2 separate regions of the Homo sapiens genome follow, and region 2 is linked to region 1. The links are chromatin loops, found by intact Hi-C in ENCODE. Cell type or tissue: ovary. All regions are shown on one strand. Each heading gives the region's core, and the rest is flanking DNA. Links, peaks and the distances in the headings are about the cores only.

Region 1 (5,331 bases), core at 1-5,000:
AGTGATCTGCACACCTTGGCCTCCCAAAGTGCCGGGATTACAGGCATGAGCCACTGTGCCCAGCCCACTGCCATCTTTAGACATGCCCAAGCCCTCAGGCTGACTTATCTGTGGTGGGCGTCTCCTTAGTTTTTGTGCCCTGGGCACCCTGCCTGCCTCGCCCTGCAGTGCAGTTCTGAAGGTGGACACCTCTTTATTACAATTTTTAATAAGAAAGGCTGTGTCCTCCCTCCTGAAAGCTGGAGCTGCAGAGGAGGGCACGCAGGCAGGGATGTCCAGCAGGGTCAGGGGGCCTCTTAGGACAGTGTTTGGTTTGAGCTGTGGAAGTAGAGCAGAGGTCTCCGGGCAGGTGCGAGGGCAGAAGGGATCCTTGGAGTGTGAGGGCTGGGGCGAGCTGAGGAGGCCGGGTGCATGGGAGTGGAATGTTGTCTTGCAGGTGACAGGGAGACAGGAGGGTCCCAGACAGGGAGTGGGTGGGGGTGGAGCTGAGCGCAGACATGGCTGGAGCTGCAGCCACAGAACAGACGTCTGAGCTGGGCTGGGGCTGTGGGGACCTGGAGGAAGCCCTCAAGCCTCTGCCTTGTCTGTCGATCTCACGAGCCCACCTCATCTGTAGCCTGCCATCCCCACCATTGTGCCTCGCCCCAGCCCCCAAGTCAGGGCCACCGTCCTCTCTGGCGTGGAAGACTGCAGCAACTTCTTTACCTGGCTCCCACCCCGTCCATTCCCTGTAAAGACACAGCCAGAGGCGGCTTTCGAAATGTTGCCATTTTGAAAAACGCACCTCTGGCCAAGACCCTTCAATGGCACCCACTGCCTTCAGCATCAAGGTCATAATTTCATGTCCTGGCAGCCAAGGCTGGGCCATTTACAACCCCAGTCACCCTGTCTGTGGCTTTTGTCCCAAGCCACCCGTCCGCCACAGAAACGCTTCCACTGTAAGGAGCAGGTGAGTGCCATTGTGCTGGGGCGCCTTTCCCAATCCTGCGCTGGGCACCTGCTTTGTGGCAGGTGCTGGGGATGATCAAATGTTCTGGGCTGGTGACAGCACTCGGTCAAGGGCAGGCAGAGCCCTGAAGTCAGGAGAGCTCCGGGCTCATTGGCCAGCTGCCGCCCCCACCCTTCCACCCACTCCCTGCACCTGTCCTCTCCCCTTCCTCACACCTGCACCTGTGACTCACCTGTAAATATTCAAACCTGTCCCAGGGATTGGCTCAGTGCCAGGCCAGGCTGGAGATAGCAACAGTCTAGATGGTGGCCAATGCCCTACAGCTCTCCTAACAAGTCCCCTTAACACAGTCTCTTATGAGCCGAAAGGGACTGAGAATTAGGTGGTCTTCAAAAAATTATTCTCGAAACATACTACTTCAGCAGGACACCAGGCTCCACATAGAGTGCTGGACACAAAGATCAATCCTCAAAGAAACCACAGATTGGTGGGGAGAGAAACAGGTTATAGCAGCAACCAGTTTACAGGGGTGCCTTGGGTGCCAGGCCCTGTGCTAGGGGCTATACCCATGTTGTTGATTGCATTTTACCCTCGCAACACCCCAGAGGTATAGGCATCGTTAGCATCCCCAGCTTACGGAGGAAAAAGCTCAGTGAATAAGTGCCTTGCTCCGAGTCACGCAGGAGGGATCCACTCCCTGGCACCAACAGCTGCTAGCCATCAGGAGTAAACAGCGCTGGGAGAGGACACCCTCCGGTAGCAGAAACCCGCCCCAGCTGGAGGAGGTAGAGGCAGCTACACCAAAAGAAGGAACAATGCCAGGCCTCGGGGCCTGCAAAATGGCAGACGGGGCAGCAAGGACGAGCCCAGTGCGAGGGCCTGGGTGAGCCAGCCCTCAGAAGGTGGGGAGACTGATCCCCGATCACTTCTGGAACTCTAGGAGGAACCTAGCAAATATTAACTCATGGGGTGGAAAGGCAGCCTGAGAAAATGCTGATGCGAAGGGGAAGGAAAAGCTGCTGGTGTGTACTCTGGAAAGGAATCTGGCTTAGGGATGGTGGCAACCCAGGGGGAAAGTCCAGCTCTGTCCACAAGAGGGCTCCTGGCAGCAGGCAATGAAGCCCACCTGAGGAGTGGAGTGGGGACTGTCGCTGGTTCCCCCAAGCCTCTTGGAAGGAAGGCTAAGAAGGAGACATGCCTAATCGTGACCCTGACCCTGAAATACCAGCAGTCAGAAACAAGCAGAGACGGGCAAGAGACATGTTTGCTTCCCAAGATCCTATCCCCACCTCAGGACAGTGCCCTTTCTGCTGAGAAACACATTAGCAGGCTCTTGGATGCTGCTCTTGGTAACACATGAAAAGGCTTTCCCTTCCTAACCTTCCAGAGGAACAGATCTTTCACAGTTCCCAATTATTTGTCTCTTTTTTTTCTTTTTTTTTTTGAGATGAGGTCTTGCTCTGTTACCCAGGCTGGAGTGCTGGAGTGCAGTGGCATGATCTCGGCCCACTGCAACTTCTGCCTCCTGGGTTCAAGCGATTCTCCTGCCTCACTTTCCTGAGTAGCTGGGACTACAGGCTCCTGCCACCACACCGGGCTAATTATTTGTATTTTTAGTAGAGGTGGGGTTTCACCATGTTAGCCAGGATGGTCTCGATCTCCTGACCTCGTGATCCACCTGCCTCAGCCTCCCAAAGTGCTGGGATTACAGGCATGAGCCACTGCGCCCGGCCTCTTTGCTCTCTTTCTGACAAAGGTAACGCACCACTAATTTTTTCTTTTTCAGGTTGATGTAATCTATTGGTGAATAACACATTATTTCAATGATTGTCATTTCCAGAATTCTATTTTCAAATCTGCCTAGTCATTTTCAGACTCTTTTTGCTCATTGTTTTTCAGTGCCATCTTCAGAGGTTTCATATTTTGTATTCTGTATCTGGTGTGCTTTTTTTTTTTTTTTTTTTTTTTTTTTTTTGAGATGGAGTCTCTCTGTCGCCCAGGCTGGAGTGCAGTGGCGTGATCTCGGCTCACTGCAACCTCTGCTTCCCAGATTCAAGCGATTCTCCTGCCTCAGCCTCCTGAGTAGCTGGGATTACAGGCGCCTGCCACCACATTCGGCTAATTTTTGTATTTTTAGTGGAGACGGTTTCACCATGTTGCTCAGGCTGGTCTCAAACTCCGGACTTCATGATCTGCCCTCCTCGGCCTCCCAAAGTGCTGGGATTACAGGCGCGAACTGCTGTGCCCTGCCTGTATCTGGTGATTGTAATATCTGAAGTCCCAGGGGTTAAATCAATTATTGTTCCTGTTGACTTTGCTAACAATGGCTCATTTTCTTGAAGGTTCAGTAGTGTTTCCGGACAGCTTATAATTGGTTGACACACAATATTGACCCTGAAGGTCCTTAATTATCTTAATTTCTCAGCACCAGGATTCCCTGACCTTCCTTCAGTATATACCTGACATGTACAGCTAAGTTTTTAATTTTTGAGACGGGCGTCTCACTATGTTGCCCAGGTTGGTCTCAAACTCCTGGAATCAAGTGATCTCAGCCTCCGAAAGTGCTGGGATTACAGGTGTGAGCCGCCACGCCCGGCCCAGTTTTTCTTTCTTTTTCTCAAGCAGGGACAGAGCTGTTTCCAATTCAGTTTCCATTGCAGATGGGCAGATTTTCCCTGCCGCCTTTTCACGGTGCCAAAGGTGCTGAGCTACCTGCCATTGTGGAAAGGCCCCGGTTTTGTTTCCGTACTTTGTATATGCTCAAAACCAAGCCTCACATTGCGCCTAGAGGCAATCTCCCTCCAACTCTTGAGTTCTTGGAAATGTCCTATCTGTGACCTCAGCAATACAGTTAAAAGTACATTCATTATAATTTATCTGGCATCTGGGTGTTTTGTGGTCACGAAAAGATTTTCAGCCTGCCATTTCTATGGCACATTCCGTTTCCACCAACATAGTGCTCTTGTGGAGGGCTGACAGTCCCATGACTGAGATCTTGTCATTGTTCTAGGTGGGCAGATTGCAGTGCAGCCCAGAAAGGTTTGCAGTTGGCACCACCTGCACCAAAGATCATACAGCCAACCCCTACGCCATAGGCTAGCCCTTCTCCTCGTCTCCAGATCTAGTAACCAGTCCCTCTCCCCTTGCATTCTAGGGGATTGTGAAGCTAGTGGTCCCAACGAGCCTCTTGGGCAAGGCTGTTCAGGAGAGGCGGGTCTCAGGGAGAGAGCACAGATGGGTATCTGAGTGACAGAAGTGAGGCCTCAGCTCACCAGCTGGTAAACCGGACTGGCAGCCTGAAATTCCACACACAGGTGTGCCTGCACCAGCCTTAGGGCCACGGAAAGTACCACCCAGGGGCTGCTGGAGGCAACACAAGCTGTTGGGCTTTTAGGGAGAGTAGTTTGTACAGATTTCAAGGATCCAAGAAATGTTCAGTATCAAAAACCCCCACTTTGGAAAATTATCCTAGGGAAATAAATAATGCGAAGAAAGAGTATGCATAGAAGATGTATGCCACACTGGAAAACGCGAAAGCGATCCAATTGCCCAACAGAAGGTGAAGGGTTAAAAAAAATTATGGCCTCAATTAAATGATGCAACCATTTAGCAAATAAATTAAATTGGAAGGCAACAGTAAAATTACCTGTGATTTAACATCAGTGTCATAAGGACATAAGTGAATATTTGACAAGTCCAGGTATGTTTGTTAACATTTGTGTTAAAATTTTACAAGAAAATACATGTTACTAGAAAATATATCCACAAGTCCACCACCCTGTTCAGGCAGGACAGATGGTCAGATTCTCTGTGGTTCATTTTTCCTTATTACAAGATAATTTGGCCGGGTGCAGTGGCTCATGCTTGTAGTCCCAGGACTTTGGCGGGGGCGAGGCAGGCAGATCGCTTGAGCCCGGGAGTTTGAGGCCAGCCTGGGCAACATGGTGAAACCCTGTCTCTATAGAAAATACAAAAAATCAGCCAGGCGTGGTAGCCCATGCCTGTAGTTCCAGTTACTTAGGAGGCTGAGGTGGGAGGATTGCCTGAGTCTGGGAGGTGGAGGCTGCACTGAGCTGTGATCGTGCCACTGCATTCCAGCCTGGGCAACAGAGACCCTGCCCCCTCCCCACAAAACAAAACGAAACACCACTTAAAAGAAATAACGGGGAGTGTCTGGAAGCTGTTGTTGGCCCTTGACCGCAGGCCCACTGGTGGGCTCCAGCAGCCAGCCTGGTTGGGCCTGGTCCCCACAGGGCACTGACCAGTTGGTGCAGCTGGCTTTCCAGAGAGGCCAGTTCCAGGCACATGGGGTGCAGACACCCCCTGCTTCATGCCCTTGGATGCTCTTCAGGCCACGACTAGAACCAGTTGAGGCCCCTCTC
Region 2 (5,374 bases), core at 54-5,053, 180 kb after region 1:
GAATCAGCACTATCCCAGAGAACATTCTGCAGTGATCTGTGCAGCTCAGTATGATAGCCACCGCACATGGCTGTCGAGCACTTCAAATTTGGCTGGTGCAACTGAGGAACTAAAGTACCAATTTTATTTAATTTTAATTAATTGAAATTTAAATAGCCTAGTGGCCACCCAATGGACAGCACATGTTTCCTTTCCTTTTATTTTATTTTATTTATTTCGCTCTGTTGCCCAAGCAGGAGTGTAGTGGCTTGATTTCGGCTCACCACAATCTCCGCCTCCCGGGTTCAAGCGATTCTTCTGCCTCAGCCTCCCTATTAGCTGGGACTACAGGCTCGCGCTACCATGCCCGGCTAATTTTTCTTTGTTTGTTTGATTTTCTTTTTTTTTTTTTGAGACGGAGTTTCACTCTTGCTGCCCAGGTTGGAGTGCAATGGCACGATCTCAGCTCACTGCAACCTCTGCCTCCCAGGTTCAAGCGATTCTCCTGCCTCAACCTCCCAAGTAGCTGGAATTACAGGCGCCCGCCACCACGTCCGGCTAATTTTTTGTGTTTTTAGTAGAGACGGGGTTTCACCATGTTAGCCAGGCTGGTCTCGAACTCCTGACCTCGTGATCCACCTGCCTCAGCCTCCCAAAGTGCTGGGATTATAGGTGTGAGCCACTGTGACCGGCCAAATTTTTGTATTTTTAGTAGAGACGGGATTTCACTATGTTGGCCAGGCTGATCTCGAACTCCTTACCCCGTGATCCGCCCACTTCGGCCTCCCAAAGTGCTAGGATTACAAGCATGAGCCACTGCGCCAGGCCAGCACAGGTTTTAACAGTTAACTCTGGAGGATGTTTAGATAATAACAGCTCTTGTTTGTTGAACACCCACTTTATTCCAGGCACATCACACACATCTTACTCCTCGCAACCACTGTATAGGAAAGTGTTGCCTCCGTTTTACAGATAAGGAACAGTGGTGAAGCCACTGAGCAAAGTCCCAGAATGAGGAAGTGCTGAAGGCTGAAAGGGAACACCCAAAATCACATTTTATAACCCCACTCAAATAAATAAGCCCCAAGGACCAGGCTGGCTTTGTGGCAGTCTAGCTCTACACAAATGAATGGGGTGTGCAAATTGCTAAAAGATGCAAATCAGCCTCCGATTTGGGGGACAAAAGCTCAGACCCTCTGGTCACACCCTGAGTCTTTCTGGGCTGTGGGCGGATGGGGGCAGAGGCTGAGTGACAGGGAGGGACCTGGGAGGAGGGGGTATTGGGGTGGGGGTGGGGCTGGCCAGCTGGTGTCGGAGACCCAGGACATCAGCTGGCTGGCGGGCTGGCAGGCTCAGACAATGGGCGGGGGGCCTGGTTGGAACCCTCCTCCCTCTGTGCCTGGCCCTCTCTGCACCCTGGCCAGCTGCCATGACCACCTCTGGTCTGAGCCAGGGATCGTGGGGAGGAGGAGAGCATTGAGGGGGTTGAGGGGAGAGTGAAGGATGCTGGGGTGGACCGTCTGGAATGACCTAGGGTGGGAACGGGTTTGCAGAACAGGGGAGGTTAGGAAGGTCTCCTTGGTGCCAGACATTGCACAAGAGGATTTGCATGCGTCCTTCCGTTTGCTCCTCTCAAAGTCCCCCTGGTAATAGTAATAATAATTATTACCAACAATAGCAATCCGGTAGCTCATGCTGAGCCCACCTGGCTGGAGCTCAAGGTGTTATCTCAGTTAATCCTCACGACCGCCTTGGGAGTCAAGGACTTTTATTAGACCCTTTACCAAACCAGGCGCTCCAGGCTCAGAGCAGTTAAGGGACTTGTCTAACATCTCAGGGGTGGGAAAAAAAGGGTCTCTCTTCCACCTGAGGCTCTCACCCTTACTTTAAACTGAACACTTAATCTCTGGGATTGGGAGACTTTTCCCCAACCGATAAAGATATGTGAAATTCAAACTTTAGTGTAATTAGGAGAGTTTTGTTGAAACACAGCCACCCGTGTCGTGTCGTTATGTATTGTCTGTTTGCTCAAATTGTGCATGGCTGATTGCTGTGACAGCATCAGGAGCCACAGGTCTCAGCGCCAGTATGGTATATGGTTTAGTCTGTTTCTCTCTCTTTTTTTTTTTTTTTTGAGATACGGTCTCGCCCTGTCACCCAGGCTGGAGTGCAGCGGCACGATCTCAGCTCACCACAACCTCCGCCTCCCAGCTTCAAGTGATTCTCCACTTCAGCCTCTCGAGTAGCTGGGATTACAGGTGCACATCACCATGCTTGGCCCCATTTTTTAATTTTTGATACAGATGGGGTTTCACTATGTTGGCCAGGCTGGTCTTGAGCTCCTGACCTCAGGTGATCTGCCCGTGTCAGCCTCCCAAAGTGCTGGGATTACAGGCTTGAACCACCGCACACGGTCTGCCTATCCCTTCTCTAGTTGGCCTCTTACCCAGGAGCTGGCTCTGGAGGGGCAGCTGGAATCCAAACTCTCAGTTCCCCGAAGGTCCTCCTCCCTCTGGCATCCCCTGATCCTTGGCAGCTCTTATGCCCAGCAGGTCTTTTTGCATCCTGCTTGCAAGAATGTGATGTGGTATTCATGCATTCATTCTACACGTATGCACTGTGTGCCAGGCACTGGTCTAGGTAGGAGTTACAAACTAGATATGGTCCTTGTCTGCAGACATCAATCAGTCATCCAGCACATCTCTAAATACAAACAGTAAAAGGGCACGTGTGGTGCCTCACGCTTGTAGTTCCTGCAGTTTGAGAGGCTGAGGTGGGAGAATTGCTTGAGCCCAAGAGTTTGAGACCAGCCTGGGCAACATGGTGGCACCCTGTCTCTACAAAAGGTAAGAAAAATAGCTGGGCATGGTGGTGAATGCCTGTGGTCCCAGCTACTCAAGAGACTGAAGTGGGAGGATCACTTGGGCCTGGGAGGTGGAGGCTGTGGTGAAATGAGATTGCACCACTTCACTCCAGCCTGGGTGACAGAGAGAAATCTTGCCTCAAATAAATACATAATTAAATGCAAACAGTACAGAGTCCTGTGAACAGAGTGTGGGGAGCTTGAAGAGCATTTGACAGGGAAGCAAAGTTAACCTGGCTGTCAGGGAGAGCTTCCTGGAGCAGGTGATGGTAACATTCGAGATCTGAAAAATGAGTAGGTTCCAGGTGCTAGGACATCCCTTTCTGGACTCATCCGTCTGCATCATTTCAATTCCTTTCCCTGTCCTAGGAGTGTAGATCTCATCTCAGGTGAGACCTATTTTTTAGGGAGACGGGCACAGTGACTCCCCTCTCCACCCATGAATTGAAACATTGAGTGGGGGTGGAGCATGCTAGAGAAGGCAGGTAGACAACTTAACAGTCACTACTGTTTTTTGTTTGTTTGTTTGTTTGTTTGTTTGAGACTGAGTCTTGCTCTGTTGACCAGGATGAAGTGCAGTGGTGCAATCTCAGCTCACCTCAACCTCTGACTCCCAGGTTCAAGCAATTCTCATGCCTCAGCCTCCCACATAGCTAGAATTACAGGTGCCTGCCACCACACCTGGCTAATTTTTGTATTTTTAGTAGAGATTGGGGTTTTGCCATGTTGGCCAGGCTGGTCTTGAACTCTTGACCTCAGGTGATCCACCTGCCTCGGCCTCCCAAAGTGCTGGGAGTAGAGGTGTGAGCCACAGTGCCAGGCCCGGTTTATATAATTATTTTTAAAATAGTGACTGCATGCCTGTAGTCCCAGCTACTCAGGAGGATGAGGTGGGAGGATCACCTGAGCCCAGGAGATGGAGGCTGCAGTGAGCTATGGTTGTGCCACTGCACTCTAGCCTGGGTGACAGGGTGAGACCCTGTCTCAAAAAAAAAAAAGAAAAATTTAAAAATCTCTGTCTTGTTAGAGCTTCTTACATTCTAGCCGAGGAGGAGTAAGTAATGTATGTGACATATTGTTAAGTGGTGATAAACAGCATGGAAAAAAACAAAGCAGGTGGCAGACAGACAATTTGCAATAAGGAGGTCAGGGAAGGCCTCCCTGGGAAAACGACAGTTTGAGCAGAGATCTGAGCAATTTATGTGGGTATCTGGGGACGCCTGCATTGCTGGAACATCAAGATGCCATGAAATTCAAATCAATAGCACTCTCAAGTCATGAAATTCTGAGTAATAGGATTCTATGGCCATGAAATGCTAATCAATATTTCTGTGGTGCCATAAAATTCTAATCAATAGAATTCTCTGGTTGTGAAATTCTAACTAATAGAACTCAGAAGCCTTGAAATTCTAATCTATCAGGAAACTTCTAGATGAAGGAAAGCTTCTGGGGTGCAAAAGTCTCAGTGATCAGTGGGGCGCGGTGGTGCACGCCTGCAGTCCCAGCTACTACGGAGGCTGAGACAGGATGATCACTAGGAGTTTGAGGCTGCAATGAGCTATAACTGTGCCTATGAGTAGCTGCTGCACTCCAGCCTGGGCGACAGAATGAGACCCAGTCTCTTTTTCGTTTGTTTTTGAGAAGGAGTTTTGCTCTGTTGCCCAGGCTAGAGGGCAGTAGCACAATCTCAGCTTACTGCAACCTCTGCCTCCTGGGTTCAAGCAGTTCTCCTGTCTCAGCCTCCTGGGTAGATGGGACTATAGGCACATGTCACCATGCCTGGCTAATTTTTGTATTTTTAGTAGAGACAGGATTTCACCATATTGGTCAAGCTGGTCACGAACTCCTGACCTCAGGTGATCCACCCACCTCGGCCTCCCAAAGTGCCGGGATTACAGGCATGAGCCACCGCGCCTGCCCGAGACCCAGTCTCTTAAAAAAAAAAATTAGTGAGCTGGGCATGGTGGCTCATGCCTATAATGACTCTGAAATGGAGACTAAGTCTTGCTCTGTTGACCAGGATGAAGTGCAGTGGTGCAATTTCGGCTCACTGCAACCTCTGACTCCCAGGTTCAAGCAATTCTCATGCTTCAGCCTCCCACGTAGCTAGAATTACAGGCGCCTGCCACCATACCTGGCTAATTTTTGTATTTTTAGTAGAGATTGGGGTTTTGCCATGTTGGCCAGGCTGGTCTCGAACTCTTGACCTCAGGTGATCCACCCGCCTCGGCCTCCCAAAGTGCTGGGATTAGAGGTGTGAGCCGGGCATATTGGCTCACGCCTGTAATCCCCACTTTGGGAGGCCGAGGCGGGTGGATCACGAGGTCGGGAGATCGAGACCATCCTGGCTAACATGGTGAAACCCCGTCTCTACTAAAAATATAAAATCCAGGCAGATGTGGTGGTGGGCGCCTATAGTCCCAGCTACTTAGGAGGCTGAGGCAGGAGAATTGCTTGAACTCAGGAGGCGGAGGTCGCAGTGAGCGGAGATCGCACCACTGCACTCCAGCCTGGCCTGGGTAACAGAGCAAG

What was found. Peaks named below come from ENCODE experiments on the same cell type or tissue, not always from the same donor. Only the 100,000 strongest peaks of a DNase experiment are listed, where the experiment ranks them.
Region 2: it touches region 1 in a loop (2.0-fold over the local background); 38 of 110 quality-filtered maps call a loop at or near these places.

The regions. Positions count from the first base shown.
Region 1 is chr20:33,650,128-33,655,458 of GRCh38, reverse strand. No RefSeq gene overlaps it. Among named protein-coding and RNA genes, the nearest start is that of C20orf144, 9.5 kb to the left of the region's middle. RefSeq lists an enhancer at 1,735-2,323. In ovary, for the core only: a CTCF peak has its summit at 2,023 (motif pointing right); a DNase peak (open chromatin) is centred at 2,018; H3K4me3 peaks cover 243 bases; H3K27ac peaks cover 1,105 bases.
Region 2 is chr20:33,471,866-33,477,239 of GRCh38, reverse strand. No RefSeq gene overlaps it. Among named protein-coding and RNA genes, the nearest start is that of CBFA2T2, 16 kb to the left of the region's middle. RefSeq lists an enhancer at 1-149. In ovary, for the core only: no CTCF peak of the experiment used is centred there; no DNase peak of the experiment used is centred there.